2 separate regions of the Homo sapiens genome follow, and region 2 is linked to region 1. A link is a loop called in an ENCODE intact Hi-C map of the cell type or tissue named here. Cell type or tissue: CD4-positive, alpha-beta T cell. All regions are shown on one strand. Links, peaks and the distances in the headings refer to the core of each region. The heading gives the core; the rest is flanking DNA.

Region 1 (6,618 bases), core at 978-5,977:
AGGGAAGAGCAGGAATGCCACAGATGCCAGGGCAAGGCTCACTTCCAAGAGGCAGCCAGTGGTCAACCGTATTGGAAGGTCAGCTGCAATCAGGCCTGGGGGGCTGGCCCTTGAATTAGGATGCCCCATGGGGTGTGGGCATGAGAAGCACAATTCGAGGGCCTGGACAAGAGTGGTCCATTGGCATGCGGGGCAGAGATGGGCAGACTTTTAGGACAAGGTTTGCAGCAAGGAGAGCAGAGAGGGGGGAGGAAAATGGAGGGGCACAGGCTGGAGGCTTCCAGAGATCTGAGAGACCGCAGCATGCTTGTGAACTGCCGACGTGACCCAGGAGGGGGTGGCCTTGGGCGGGGACAGGCACCTCATTCCATGTAGCAGCATGGAGGATGTGCAGGACAGACACCAGATGCTGGATGTGTTGACTTAGTGGCGTGATCACAGTCAGAATCCAAATGGAGTCACTGGTATTAAAAACCCTGACATATAGACTGTGGAAGGGCATGAAGGGAGGGTTCTTATGCAGACATGCTTGATAGCAAGAACAATCACAAAAGACTGCAAAAATCACAGCCGTGCACAAAGACCATCACAACTTACACACACAAACACTTCTGGGAAGACATCTGCCCAGTAGCTGCCTGTCCAGCCTCAGACTGGCACCATCCTTCCTGGAGATCCTTGTAGCCAAGGATCATTGATTCAAAACAATGATGTAATCCTCCTGTTTCCTTTGAAAATCTTTGTCTTCCTTTACCTTCCTTGACCCACACCCAATTTACGATGGCACACATATTCTATTGCAATGAATGTTCCCGAGTAAATCTCATTTTCTTTTAGAGAGCCTCTCTCTGTTATTTAGGGTGACAGTGGGAAAATCCCAGACTGCAAATCCTTCCTCAACAAAGGGCAAACGTTTCCTCCAGGGAGCGTAGTTGGTGGTTAGAGAAGGGGAAGGCTGCAGTGGCCTCTTGGAGTGGTGGAGTGCACATGCGCAGAGCCAGGAGGCCTAGTGCTCAACGTGGGTGTGCCTGAGACCTGGGAGATGCCAGGGGCATGGAAATAAGGTGTTGTCTAGTTTTTCCCCCAATTTAGTTTTCTCTAATTTGGGCGCAGGTTCACTGTAAGCAAGTAAATCAGTCCTGGGGGCCAGCTGGGTGAGTGCTGGGGGGCAGGGAGAGGGGAGGGAGTGGGTACACAAAGTGATTCTACCCTCAGAGAGAAGCAGAGTAAGGCAGGAAGAAGAGGTGTGCACATGCGTGGTCATGTGTGCACGTGTGCATGTTCGTGCATGCGCATGTGCAGATGTGTGTGCGTGCAAGTGCATGCGTGTGCATGTGTTTCTGTGTGGGTGTGCACGTGTGGCGGTGGCTAACGAAGGCATGGGAGCAGCATGGGCTGTAGGTTTCCATGAGGTCCCACGGAAGTGAAACCAAAGGAGAGGAGGTGGTGGGGAGGGCAAGGTGCCTGGATTCGGCCTTGGTGTGGTCATTGGTGATGAGAACATCCAGGCTATGCCCAGGGCCGTGGATGCAGAAGTGGGAGGTCCAGGCCGCACCCCCTTGGGTTCTGGAGGTTCTGGTAATGAGCACGGAATATAGGAGGCAGGAGAACTGTGAGGGGCTGAACCTGTGGTGGGTGAGGGGTGCATGGGAAAGAGGAGGTGGCTGCCTGGAGGAAGGGCAGAGGCCAACGTCCAGGCATGGCAGGAGCTGGCTGGCGAGGAGAGGAGGAGGGGGGAGCAGGGAGGGCACAAGGGGTGGGGGACGCTGCCTCAGCCGGGTGTGAGGGCACAGCCTGCGGGGAGAAGTGAGGAGGCAATGTCCCTTCTCAGAAAGCACGTTCCAGGGATCAGTGACACCCCCACATTTGGTTTCTACTAAGGGTACCCTTAGCATGTGCTGATTTTGTTAAAAAGAAAAATAAGCGACTACATCAGTCAGCTTCAGCTGCTGTAGCGAAATATCACAGGCTGGGAGGCTGAAACAAGACTTTTACTTCTCACAGTTCTGGGGGCTGGAAATCCAAGATCAAGTTCCAGCAGCGTTGGATTTCTGGTGCAGGGTTTGTGGCTGGCTGGGGTGAAGCTTCCCACTGTGCACTCACACTGCCACTTCTTTTGCACATGTAAGGGTGGGGACAGCACTGAGCCCTTTCTATTAAACACTAGCCCTATTGCACGACTTAACATTAAACACCAGCCCTACTGCACGACTTAACATTAATTACCCCCGCTAGCCCACCTCCGAATACAGTCACATTGGAGGTTAGGGCTTCAACCCATGAATTTGCGGGGTGGGGTGGGGTGGGGCGGGCGGAATTCAGTCTGTAGCAGGCACCTACTGACTAAAGTAGACATTGGTTTATACATCAAATGGATTTTGCTGGAGTCCTGCTCAGCGGTGGCCGTAAGGAGGAACCCTGGGGGTGTTAACACAAGCCAGTGATGCGGCCTCAGCACAGGCCTGGGGCCCGAGCCTGCAGCACCATTCCTGCCGCCCCGCCCTGGCAGCAGGTGTCTTCCTAGAACAGAACAAGCCCCTTTTGATGTCATTGGGCATTGCCTTGGCGGTTTACTCAGAAGCTGGAGGCTAGCCTCGCTAGAGCCCATTGCCAGGCCCTGACCGCCCCTAAATCTGTGTCCACAAAATCCTCCGGAGTGCCTGCTCCGCATGGTGGCCACTGGCCACACAGGGCTGCTGAGCACTGGAAGCGGCCTTGTGAGCTGCTGCCAAGAGGCAGGTGCCCGTGCAAAGCCTTCCTGTGAAGGAATCTCACTGAGGTTGTTAAATTCTGGTTACATGTTGAATGATGTATCTATCTATTGGGTTAAGTAAAACGTATTGTTAACTTTGGCTATTACTTGTTACCTTTAAAAAATGTAGCTACTGGAAGCTTTAAGATGACAAATGTGGTTCTCCTCCTCCATCTACAGGCATGTCCCGGTTCACGGCGGCTGTGTCCCCGCGGCCTCAGACCCAGGGTCCAGCCCATGCTCTGGCCCCTCCGGCGGCCAGGATCAGCATCGCTGCCCCGGGGCCCGCGCCGAGCCGGCTGCTCCTCCGTGCTCTGCGCTCCTGGGCCCGCACCAGCCCCCTCCCCTGGAGCCCCCTTCGTCCCTGCGAGGGTTCCCTGCACGCCCCGCGCTGAGACCCAGCCTGGCCCGGGCCGGAGCCCTCCGCGACGTCAGGATGCGCCTGGCCTCACGCCGCCTCCCCTCCGTCTTCTCTGGGCCGCAGCCGCTCCTCGTGAGTGAGGTCGCGGCCAGGGAGCCGGGTGGACGCGCCGGGAAGCTGCACGGTCCACGCTCCGTCTGCGCGGAGAGCCGGGCGCGCGTGGCCCGGCCCCTGCAGGCGCGACTGCCGCCGCCCCGGTGGGCTCCCCTCCCCCGCACGCCCGGCACGCGGCTGGACGACTGCGGCCGCGCGGGGGCTGGAACATCCCCTCAGAGCCGCAAGAGAGCGCACCCGCCGCCGGCGCCCGGAACCCAGGGCCCCTTTAAGAGGCGCCGCCGGAGCAGGGCCGTGACGTCATAGAAGTGCGAAGGGCGGAGTCTGTGCGCAGCCGCGGCGCGGGGGGCGGGGCGGGGGCGCGGCGTTCTTGCGGGCCTGACTGACAGGAGCGCCCTCCGGGAGCGACCAGTACTAGGCCGCCGGTCGCAAGAGCGCCCCGCGTAGGCCCCGCCCCGAAAGGAGGCCCCGCCCCGGGGCAGGCCCCGCCTCCACAAGGACACCAAGTCCCGCACAAGCCACGCCCCCCGCAGGCCCCGCCCCACTCTGTTCAGATCTAGGCCCAACTCAGGCTCCGCACCTCAAGGCTCCGCCCCCAGCAAGGCTCCGCCCCAGGCCCGGCTCCACCCCGCACAGGCCCCACCCCGAGTCAGGCTCCGCCCCGCCCAGGCCCCGCCCCGGGCTCGGCTCCGCGGGGCGGGACTTGCCCTCAGCCTGAGTCGGCGGCGGCTGCGGGAACTTTCCCAGCGGATCTAATGGCTGCGCGCGGGCCGCTGTGAGGCGCGGCGGCGAGCGACGGGCGCGGGGCCGCGGAGCAGCGAGCGAGCGAGCGAGCGCGAGGCCGGAGCCCCGGCCAGGCCCGGCCGACCCGCCGAGCCCGCGATGCGCCCCGGGGCCGCCCCCCGGCGCAGCTGACGCCCCGCGGCCCCGCGAAGACCCCGGCCGGCCGGTCCCGGAGGAAGCGGCCGCCGCCGCCGCCGCCCAGCCCAGCGCCCGCGCCGCCCGGGCACCATGGCGGGGAAGGCGGCCGCCCCGGGCACCGCGGTGCTGCTGGTCACGGCCAACGTGGGCTCGCTCTTCGACGACGTAAGTCCCCCGTGCCGGCGGCAGGCCCCAAGCCCGGAACCCCCGACCCTGACCCCGGGGTCCCGAACTGCAAGCCTTGGACCCTGGACCGTGAACCTCCAGACCCAGAGGCCCCAGACTCTGATCCCTGTACCCGGGACCCCAGACTCCTGTCCTGATTCCCAAGTCTGGGAGCCCAGACCCCTGTCTTGATCCCCAAGCCCGAGACCTGAAGACCTGGGCCCTGAATCCCCGAACCCCATCCTCCAGACTCCAGCAGCTGACCGTTGACCCTGGGACCCTGCCTCTGAACTCCTGTCTGCAAATCCTGACCTCGAAACTCCAATATTAAAACCCTGTCAGAACCCCTGTTAACAGTTCCTGGAACCCAAACCCCAGAAACCGGGTCTGTGCGCACCAAACCCAGCCCCAGCCCTGATTTCCGAATCCTCAGAACCCTGGCCCTGGAATGCCCATCCCCAACCCTGGCCCTGAACCCCAGGTCCATGGTCACTGGAACCACAAATCCTGACTGCAGAACTCTGGTTACAGAACCTGCTCTCAAACGTCTGTCTCTGGTCCCTGAGCCCTGGACCCCAAACCCTGAAACATAACCACAAACCCTAACCCAGGAACTTCTGACACAGGGCTGTGGCCCCAACCTCCTGTCCCTGTTCCCCAATCACTGAATTCTAGCCCTAGAATCCCAGCCTTCATACTGTGGCCCTTTGCCTCTAAAGCCAATCTAGCCTGACTCTGAACCCTGAATTTCAACCTCAGGCCCCAGCTTATGGCCCTGAACACTTGTCCTTGACCCCTGAACCTGGAACCCTGGTTCCAGAATCAGGCCCCAAACCCAATTCTGGACCCTGCCCCTAACTCTGGTTCCTAGATCCCATCCTTGGCCCCTTCCTCCAACAAGCTCCTGCCCCTGAATCCTGAATCCTGAATCCTGGTCTTAAAGCCTGGGCCTTGAGCCTGCAGAATTCCCAAACCCTAACCCTTGACTCCCACCCCTGGCCCCTGTCCTCTGAGCCTAGGCCCTCCACTCTGGCTGTCAGCCCCAGCTCCTGGATGCCTGGGTGCCGGCCTCACTGTCTGTCTGTCCCTGCAGGGCCAGAGGGTAGGGTGCCCCCATTTAACCCTGCCACTTAGTATCTCTTTAGTTCGTAAATAAGGGAAGTCTGTAAAGCACTGTAGGACTTTATATTTCTTGTTTATTGAAGAAAAAGATGCTGAGAAGCTCTTCAGGGCCAGAAAGGGGATGCTGACTGCCTATGGCCTTTACCTTCTAGGGCCCCTCCCACCCAAGCCTCATTCCCACCCAGGATCCCAGGGTGCCCCCATCTCTGGAGAGACCAGGGAGCTGAGGCCCAGGGCGCACTGGGAGCTCCCCAGAGGCAGGCCGGTCTGACCTAGTTTGGCGTTTCAGCCACGGTGCCACCCTGCTGTTGGTACTCCTGCTGCCAACCCAAATAAAGCAGAGTGAGGCTCCAAGTGGCCCAGATGGAGGCCGTGGAGCCACGGACGCTCCCTCCCTCCCTCCCTCCCTCCCTAGGTGAACAGTGGGGCACCGCACCAGCTTTATGACGGATGTGTGCCACTGATGCACGCGTGGTTTCCATTTCAGGAGGAGGTCTTGTGTCTTTGCTGGCAGCAAGCATGGGTGAAGTGTTTGATGAAGCTCAGTTCATGCACAGGCTAGGTTTGGTTTTTATTAACAAAAGGCGCTGTTTTTCTGTTTTTCTTATTTTAACTTCCAGGTGCCCATGTATTATACTGACCTGCTGGGGAGGAACTGGTTTTCCTCACACTTTATTATTAACAACTTCATCTAGGTTTATGTTTGATCATTTTCTACAAAAGTGCCTGGCATGGGTGTGTGTCTGTATATTTGGCGTTCTATTCTAGGCTTTCCAGTAACATGTCACTATAGCATGGTTTTGTTCAGATGATTCAGATCCGTTAGCTGCGGCTTCAAAGCCTCAGAAATGTCAGGAGCATTAAGCTTGCTGGGGCATTTTAGTCTCAAAGGGAAACGAGTTTTACTGTGCAGACATTCTTTCCAGTAATCTTTGATTCTGAGTTCTAGCATTTTTGTTGTGTTTCAATTGTATACACGTATTTATCTCTGTTGATATTAAATTGGGTAACTTAATTCACTTTTGTTTAGCAACCTATTCTCTCTGAATTTTCATTTTTCTTAAAGGCTATGTGGAATTTTGCATTATGTTTATGTTTAGAAGGAACATTTGTTTAGGTCAACAGTACATAGGTTAATTCTGAAAGGTGCATTGTGATTTCAGGGCTGAGTGGAAACTTATCT
Region 2 (6,618 bases), core at 962-5,961, 720 kb after region 1:
AACTCCTGAGCTCAGGTGATCCGCCCACCTCGGCCTCTCAAAGTGCTGGGTTTACAGGCATGAGCCACCGCACCTGGCCTTCAGTGGCTCTCTGAGGAAGTTATATATATTTGTTAAACATACGTGTCCTTCTCAGAATCTGTGAGAAGCGCAGATACAATTGTCAACAGATTCCAGAAACACGGGGAGCAGCAGAGCTTTGCCGCCGCCTCTCTCCAGCAAGCTTTGAACAGCCATTGTTTTCATTTATTCCTGCTTGTAAAACGACACATTGTTATGATGGAGAATTGTGAGTACTGCAGAAAAGAAATAAGTTTTGCCACCAAAGGCGATCACTGTGGATCATGCCGGTTCCTGCACACCTGTGGGGTGCTCTGAGCGTGGACTCCCCACGCGAGCCGTCCAGACGTGCTCAGGGTGGCCTCCCCTGCTTACTCCTTTGTGCTTTCATTGCTAATAATTTTAGTCAGTCGTGTCTGCTCTACTAATTTACTATTTGAAGTTATTTACAGCTTGATCTAAAGAAGCTGGCCAGGCGCAGTGGCTCACACCTGTAATCCCAGCACTGTGGGAAGCAGAGGCAGGAGGATCACTTGAGCCCAGGAGTTCAAGACCAGCCTGGGCAACACAGTGAGACCCCCATTGCTACAAAAAATGAAAAGAATTACGCAAGGCGCAGTGGCTGACGCCTGTAATCCCAACAGTTTGGGAGGTAGAGGCGGGCGGATCACCTGAGGTCAGGAGTTTGAGAGCAGCCTGGCCAATATGGTGAAACCCCGTCTCTACTAAAATACAAAAATTAGCCGGGCGTGGTGGCGGGCGCCTGTAATCTCAGCTACTTGGGAGGCTGAGGCAGGAGAATCGTTTCAACCCAGGAGGTGGAGGTTGCAGTGAGCTGAGATTGTGCCACTACACTCTAGTCTGGGCAACAGAGTGAGACCCCTGTCTCAAAAAAAAAAAAAAAAAAAAAGGAAAAGAAAAGAATTAGCTGGGCGTGGTGGCACGTGCCGGAGGCTGAGGTGGGAGAACGGCTCCAGCTGCAGTGAGCTGTTCTCCGGCCTGGGCAGCAGAGCCAGATCTGTCTCAAAAATAAAAAACAAAAAACAGAAGCTTTAAGAGATTTTTAAATTCATTTTTACTTTTTTTCTCCTTCATCTACCCAAGATTGTACTCCGTGAGGGGGTTTTTGAAGTAAATTTCATGACAGCACATTATTCAGCAGTGAGTTTCGGACCATATGTTCCCATTTTTACAACTTTTGTGCACCCTAGGGTGTTTTCCCCTAGGAAATTGTTGTTATATTTCACACATGCAAAAATAAACGCCAGGTGATGTGAGGGGCACCCACACCCACCTTCCCGCTGAGAAATGCAGGCCGCCCCCAAGGGGAGCCCTCATCCTGCAGGTTTCCTCCCGAGTCCTGGAATTCTAAAATGCGCTCCTTGCACCTGGGACTCTTCCTGCCAGCTCCACTGGGGAAAGCTCCTCTCCACCTCCCCTGCTCCCTCCGGGCCTCTCACGGCTCCCCCCGCCCCTCCTCTGCCCCAGGGCCTGTGCTCCTACATCCCGGCAAGCCGCAGCCCCGACACTTCCTCCTAATTTCCTGACACTCCCCACTCCCTGGCGGGACGTTTTACTCCTTGCTCTCCTTCCCACTGGAGGGCGCGCGCTTTCTAGCTGGCCGCGTGGGCAGGCAGAGGACCAGGTGCAGGCGGGCGCCAGAGGACAGAAGGTGGAAGTCAAGCGGTGTCTTGGCCGTCCAAGGTCCCAGCACAGGCACTCAGAACCCCTGAGCCCAGGGAGCTCCCAAGGGTCTCACTCTCCTCTGCGGTCTTTGCTGGCCGAGGGCAAGGCCGGGTGAGGACGGAGAGAAGCAGCTCCTCCCCACCACACACCCAGAGCTGGGAGGGGCCAGGATTCAGCACCCTCTAGGGGTGGGCACGGCAGACGCGGTGGGGACCTGGCGCTGAGGTCCTGGCTCCCACTCCAGCGTGGCCTGGTGGCTTCTCCCCGGTTGGGGTACCCTGCACAGGGGTTGTGGTGCCTCCCAAGGGCCAGCCCCGCCCTGACAACCTCTCCTCCAGCCAGGATGGGGTCCATACTCCATCGAGAGGGTTCCTGGCTTCAACACCCTCCACCAGCCTCATGCCACCAGGGCCCTGGTCATCCTGGGGACCCTGCAGAGGGCCTCCTGGGCCTGTCTTCCGGCGGGTGAGCCGGCCCTGCCTGTGGGTGTCTGGGGTGTGGCCTCCAGGCACCAAGCACCCGCTGGCTCCTGATACCTGCCTTTCTGGCTGTGGTGTGTCTCTGGCCTGGCGCCTGTTTCTGAGTCCCTGGAGAGAGCAGGTTCCTCGCAGGTGGCAGGCAGCCCTGTTTGTGTGTGCATGAGCCTGTGGGGGCACCTGGAGCTGAGCGGTGGCCTGTGCTGTCACCACCCGGGGTGGCAGGGCAGGGTCTGGCACTGCCACAGCTCCTGACAGAAGCTGCCTAGGCCTGGGTTGGCTCGGGCTTCTCGGCCAGGCCCTTCCCCAGCACTTCCTGCCCAGCCCCAGCTGCAGGACCTGCTGAAATCTGTGCTGTGGGAGCCCTGTCTCTGAGGGGTCACTGCAGTGACTCCAGAAAACCTGAGTCTCCTGATTCCAGGAGCACCGCTTGCAGCCTGCCACGTGCATGACCCAGCATGACCCGGACTCCTGAGCCAGGACCGAGTCCCCCTGACAGCGGGGAAGCGGCGGACCCTGGGGGCTGGCACCCGCCGTGGCCCTCCCCAGCCCACTGTGGCACTGAGGGGCTGCTCCCCTGGGAATGGCCCCTTCCTAGAGGCAGCCCTGGCCTGGCTTCGAGAGGGGCTCTGGGAACAGGCGGCCCCGGGTAGCTGACCACACCTGACCAGGCCAGTCTTTGGGAAGCCGCCCTCTCAGCCTATGCACTGCAGGGACACTGGGTGGAGAGGGCTGTGCCTCAGTGCCCCTGCAGGGCGGTGCAGCAGCTGGCCGTGCAGGGGGAGGGGGCCTTGCCTTCTGGCTCAGGGAGGAAGCGGCTGCTTTCAGCTGCCTTCGCCTTGCCTCCTGAGGCGGCTTTGGAACCCTCCTGAGGTTTGTGGCCCTGAAGTTCCTTCCTGAGACCCCGCAGGGGACTAAGCCCTCGGCCCAGGGGCACCGGGGAGGGCAGAACCTCAAGACAGGGGCCCGGGACACAGGACAGAGTGTGTGGGGCAGGTGTGCAGGCTGTGCCCAAGGGGCCTCGGGGTTGAAGGGGCTCTTGGAGATGATGTCGACATCGCGGTTCCTGAGCGGGTGCCCAGATCTGGATGAGCTGTTTTCTGGAGAAAGCAGGAAAGTGACGTCATTTTGTGGCTTCAGATTGACCGCAGCCTGGCAGAGAGGGAGTGGTGGCAGGAAGTGAAGCTGCTGGCTTCCCAGTCACGGCCTCCATGATCCACGTGTGGCAGCAAGAATCACAGCTGCATCATGACACCCAGAGGGAAAGCAGCTCAAGCTGCAGTTTAAGGCGACTCCACGGAGGGCCCTGGCTTAGTTGTTGCACAGCATGGGGTCAGATGGATGCCCTGGAAGAGTCAGCAGAGACCCCCTGGCCTTTGGAGTTTGTCTCTGAGCGAGAGACACTGTTGGGATGACCGGCGAGTGGCGTTGGGTCCACATGGGGGCCCTGGTCCGGCTGAGTCTACTGAGCACAGGCCTGCCCCTTGCCACCCAGCTCTGCCCATATGTGGCCGTCATTCCTGGGCTTCACCTGGGAAACGTCCTTTGAGGCAGCTCAGCTTTTCCACAGTGGGTCACGTTGTTTGCTGCTGGAGACTGGCTGAGTCTGTGCTTCCAGTATAGGAAGGTTTAGGAGGCGGTCAGCAGGCCTCTCCTGTGGCCACTGTGCCCGAGGCAGGTGCCTGGGGTGAGAGGGATTCTTCCGGATGTGGCCGTGCACTGCCCAGCAGGCCTGGAGTGAACGTCTGTGTGGAGTCCGGGCTCCCATCCAGCATCCCTTAAGGGTCCTGATGGCTGGAGCTGGGGGAGGCAGGTATGGCAAGGGGCTTCCTGCACGCAGGAAAACTGGAGACCCCTGGTGAAAGAGCCAGGTGTGCACCTGCAGAGCCAGGCATGGGTCCACAGAGCCTGTCAAGCCTGGTTTACACCACAGAGCTGGGTATGCGCTGAGAACCAGGTGTGCACGGAGAGCCAGGTGTACACTGCAGAGCCGCGTGTGCACTGAGAGCAGGTGTGCGCTGAGAACCAGGTGTGCAGAGAGAGCCAGGTGTGCACGGAGAATCAGGTCTGCAGAGAGAGCCAGGTGTGCACTGAGAACCAGGTGTGCACGGAGAATCAGGTCTGCAGAGAGAGCCAGGTGTGCACTGAGAACCAAGTGTGCAGAGTCAGGTGTGCGCTGCAGAGCCGGGTGTGCACTGAGAACCAGGTGTGCAGAGAGAGTCAGGTGTGCGCTGCAGAGCCGGGTGTGCACTGAGAACCAGGTGTGCAGAGAGAGTCAGGTGTGCGCTGCAGAGCCGGGTGTGCACTGAGTCAGGTGTGCAGAGAGTCAGGTGTACACTGCAGAGCCGCGTGTGCACTGAGAGCAGGTGTGCATGGAGAGCCAGGTGTCTGTTGAGAACCAGGTGTGTGCAGAGAGCCAGGTGTGCACTGCATATCTAAGTGCTCATGTGGAGTCTTGGGCTGGGCAGGTGCTGCCCAGGACCCTGGCTCTCTGGCTGTCTTCTGTGCATTTGGGGATGGGAGAAGGGGCTCGGCTCTGGCTGGAGGGCAGCCAGGCAGACTTGCCAGCCAGCACCGCCAGGTGATAAGAGCTGGTGCCCACAGGTACTCAGCAAATGTCTGCATTTTGGGGAGGGCTGGAGAAAATGAAGGCCATGCCCTCTCTGCAAGGCTCCGCACAGGCCCTGTTTCCCAGTCCTTCAGCCACAGGGTGTCCCGGCAACAAGGGTGCCAGGTCGCCTGCACCCTGACTGTCTCCTGCGGAAAGGACAGCGCCTGCTCCTTGTCCTCCAGTAGCTGCTGGACTCCGGGGTCTGGGTGCTCTGGCGCCCGGCGGCTGGGTCCCCACTACAAGGTAGACACCAGCCTTGAATCCAACTGTCGAGGAAATGGGGTGGGCGGCGGAGGCTGGGGAGATCGGGAGGAAGGGAGGTATGGGCTTGAGAGACAGGAACCCACCCTCTGCAAGTGCAGTGGCCTGTCCCCTCCAGAACGCTCTCATTCTTCGTGCTGAAGGGAGCTGGGGGCGTGGCAGGCCTGCGAGACGAATGGGCGCTATCAGCTCAGGGCTCTGCCTCGGAGGAGCCACCCGGAGGCAGCACCCATGGGTGTGGGGGCTTGGCCACAGGGGACGTCAGGCCTCCTCGGTGCAGCACCAGATGCGTCTAACAGCCTCCGCCCCGTGGGCGCCCACTCAGACTTGCTGCTCAGGTGCCTAGAGCAGAAGCCACCTCCTCAGAGGCCAGCGCGCCAGCCTGGCACCACGGGGACGCTCCCAGGGGGTGCCCAGAGGGAACGTGCGCATCGGGCGGGGTACTGCGGCGCGTGTGGGCCGTGAGCCCCGCCCTGTAGTCGGACACTGGAGTCCCGGATCCTACAGATCTGAAAGGCTGAGTCGGATGCAGCAAAGGCGAAGCGGGGTTCGCAGCCCCAGACTCTTGGGCGGGGGGGTCAGCGAGCAACCGGGAGGGGCGCCGCGGGCCATTCGCCGCTTCTCCTGGGCCGAGGGCGCAGGCCCCTGCCGCGGGGGCCCCTCGGACTCCACGACTTCGCGGACGCGCGCCCACCGCCATAGCTGAGGTCCCGGGCCAGGCGGCGCGTGGGTGGCTGAGCGGGAGCGCGTCCAGCCAGGCGTGGAGGCCGCGCGGGGCCGGGGTCGAGCCCAGCATGGCGGGGGGGGTGCGGGGCAGTGGCCCGGACAAGGGCATGGGGCCGGAAGAGGCGGGGCCGTTGCCAGGAGACGAGACGGAATGGGCGGGGCGCGGGCGGGGGCCGTTGCCGGGAGACGAGACGGAATGGGCGGGGCGCGGGCGGGGCCGTTGCCGGGAGACGAGACGGAATGGGCGGGGCGCGGGCGGGGCCGTTGCCGGGAGACGGGGCGGGGGCGGGGCCGGGCCATTGCCCGGAGACGGGGCGGGGCAGGGGTAGCGCGGGCTCCTCCGTGCATCGCGGCGAAGTCTTCTTGGGCGTGGGTTCCTGGATCGGATCGTCTGCCCGCGGGAGGGGCGGGACTGCTTAGTTACGCTGGGGAGGGCCTGAGAAATCCAGGGAGAAAAGAAGGTGGCTTGACCTCATCTATTCGCAGTCTGCATTTTACCAAGCGCCGACCCTTGTATCTCGTGAACTGAAGCCCTCCATCCTTCCCCGCTGATCTAACAAGAATCTACAGAACTCGGTCAATAATTTATTAGTAAAATATACATTTCTCATTATTAAAGAATAAAAGCTTTCAGCCCTGCTGAACACACATCTGAGGTCTCAAGAAAACCAGACAAGATAGCTGACTCTCCCACATAGCCCTTTCCATAAAGGCGATTCCTAAGCTTAAACACACACAAAGCTGGGGCTGTCCCTCTTGAATCCCATGGGAAACAGGCCCCAAGATCAGGGGACCTGG

The links. Hi-C counts contacts between places; a loop is a spot of excess contacts. Peaks named below come from ENCODE experiments on the same cell type or tissue, not always from the same donor. Only the 100,000 strongest peaks of a DNase experiment are listed, where the experiment ranks them.
Region 2: it touches region 1 in a loop (8-fold over the local background); 3 of 110 quality-filtered maps call a loop at or near these places.

What each region holds. Positions count from the first base shown.
Region 1 is chr10:132,533,859-132,540,476 of GRCh38, forward strand. It overlaps INPP5A (inositol polyphosphate-5-phosphatase A), which reads left to right and starts at 3,929. Exons shown (of 16, transcript NM_005539.5): 1 at 3,929-4,313. The coding sequence starts at 4,239. LOC107984282 (a long non-coding RNA gene) reads right to left here and starts at 3,065. Exons shown (of 4, transcript NR_158224.1): 1 at 2,868-3,065. RefSeq lists a silencer at 2,950-4,049 and an enhancer at 4,830-4,879. In CD4-positive, alpha-beta T cell, for the core only: no CTCF peak of the experiment used is centred there; DNase peaks (open chromatin) are centred at 2,541, 3,783, 4,353, 5,883 and 1 weaker place; H3K4me3 peaks cover 2,835 bases; H3K27ac peaks cover 1,297 bases.
Region 2 is chr10:133,256,031-133,262,648 of GRCh38, forward strand. It overlaps ADAM8 (ADAM metallopeptidase domain 8), which reads right to left. Exons shown (of 23, transcript NM_001109.5): 23 at 6,393-6,618. Among named protein-coding and RNA genes, the nearest start is that of MIR202HG, 11 kb to the left of the region's middle. RefSeq lists enhancers at 2,008-2,307, 3,306-3,355, 6,294-6,618 and a silencer at 5,648-5,977. In CD4-positive, alpha-beta T cell, for the core only: a CTCF peak has its summit at 1,804; DNase peaks (open chromatin) are centred at 1,801, 2,331, 3,371, 5,431 and 3 weaker places; H3K4me3 peaks cover 2,007 bases; H3K27ac peaks cover 3,875 bases.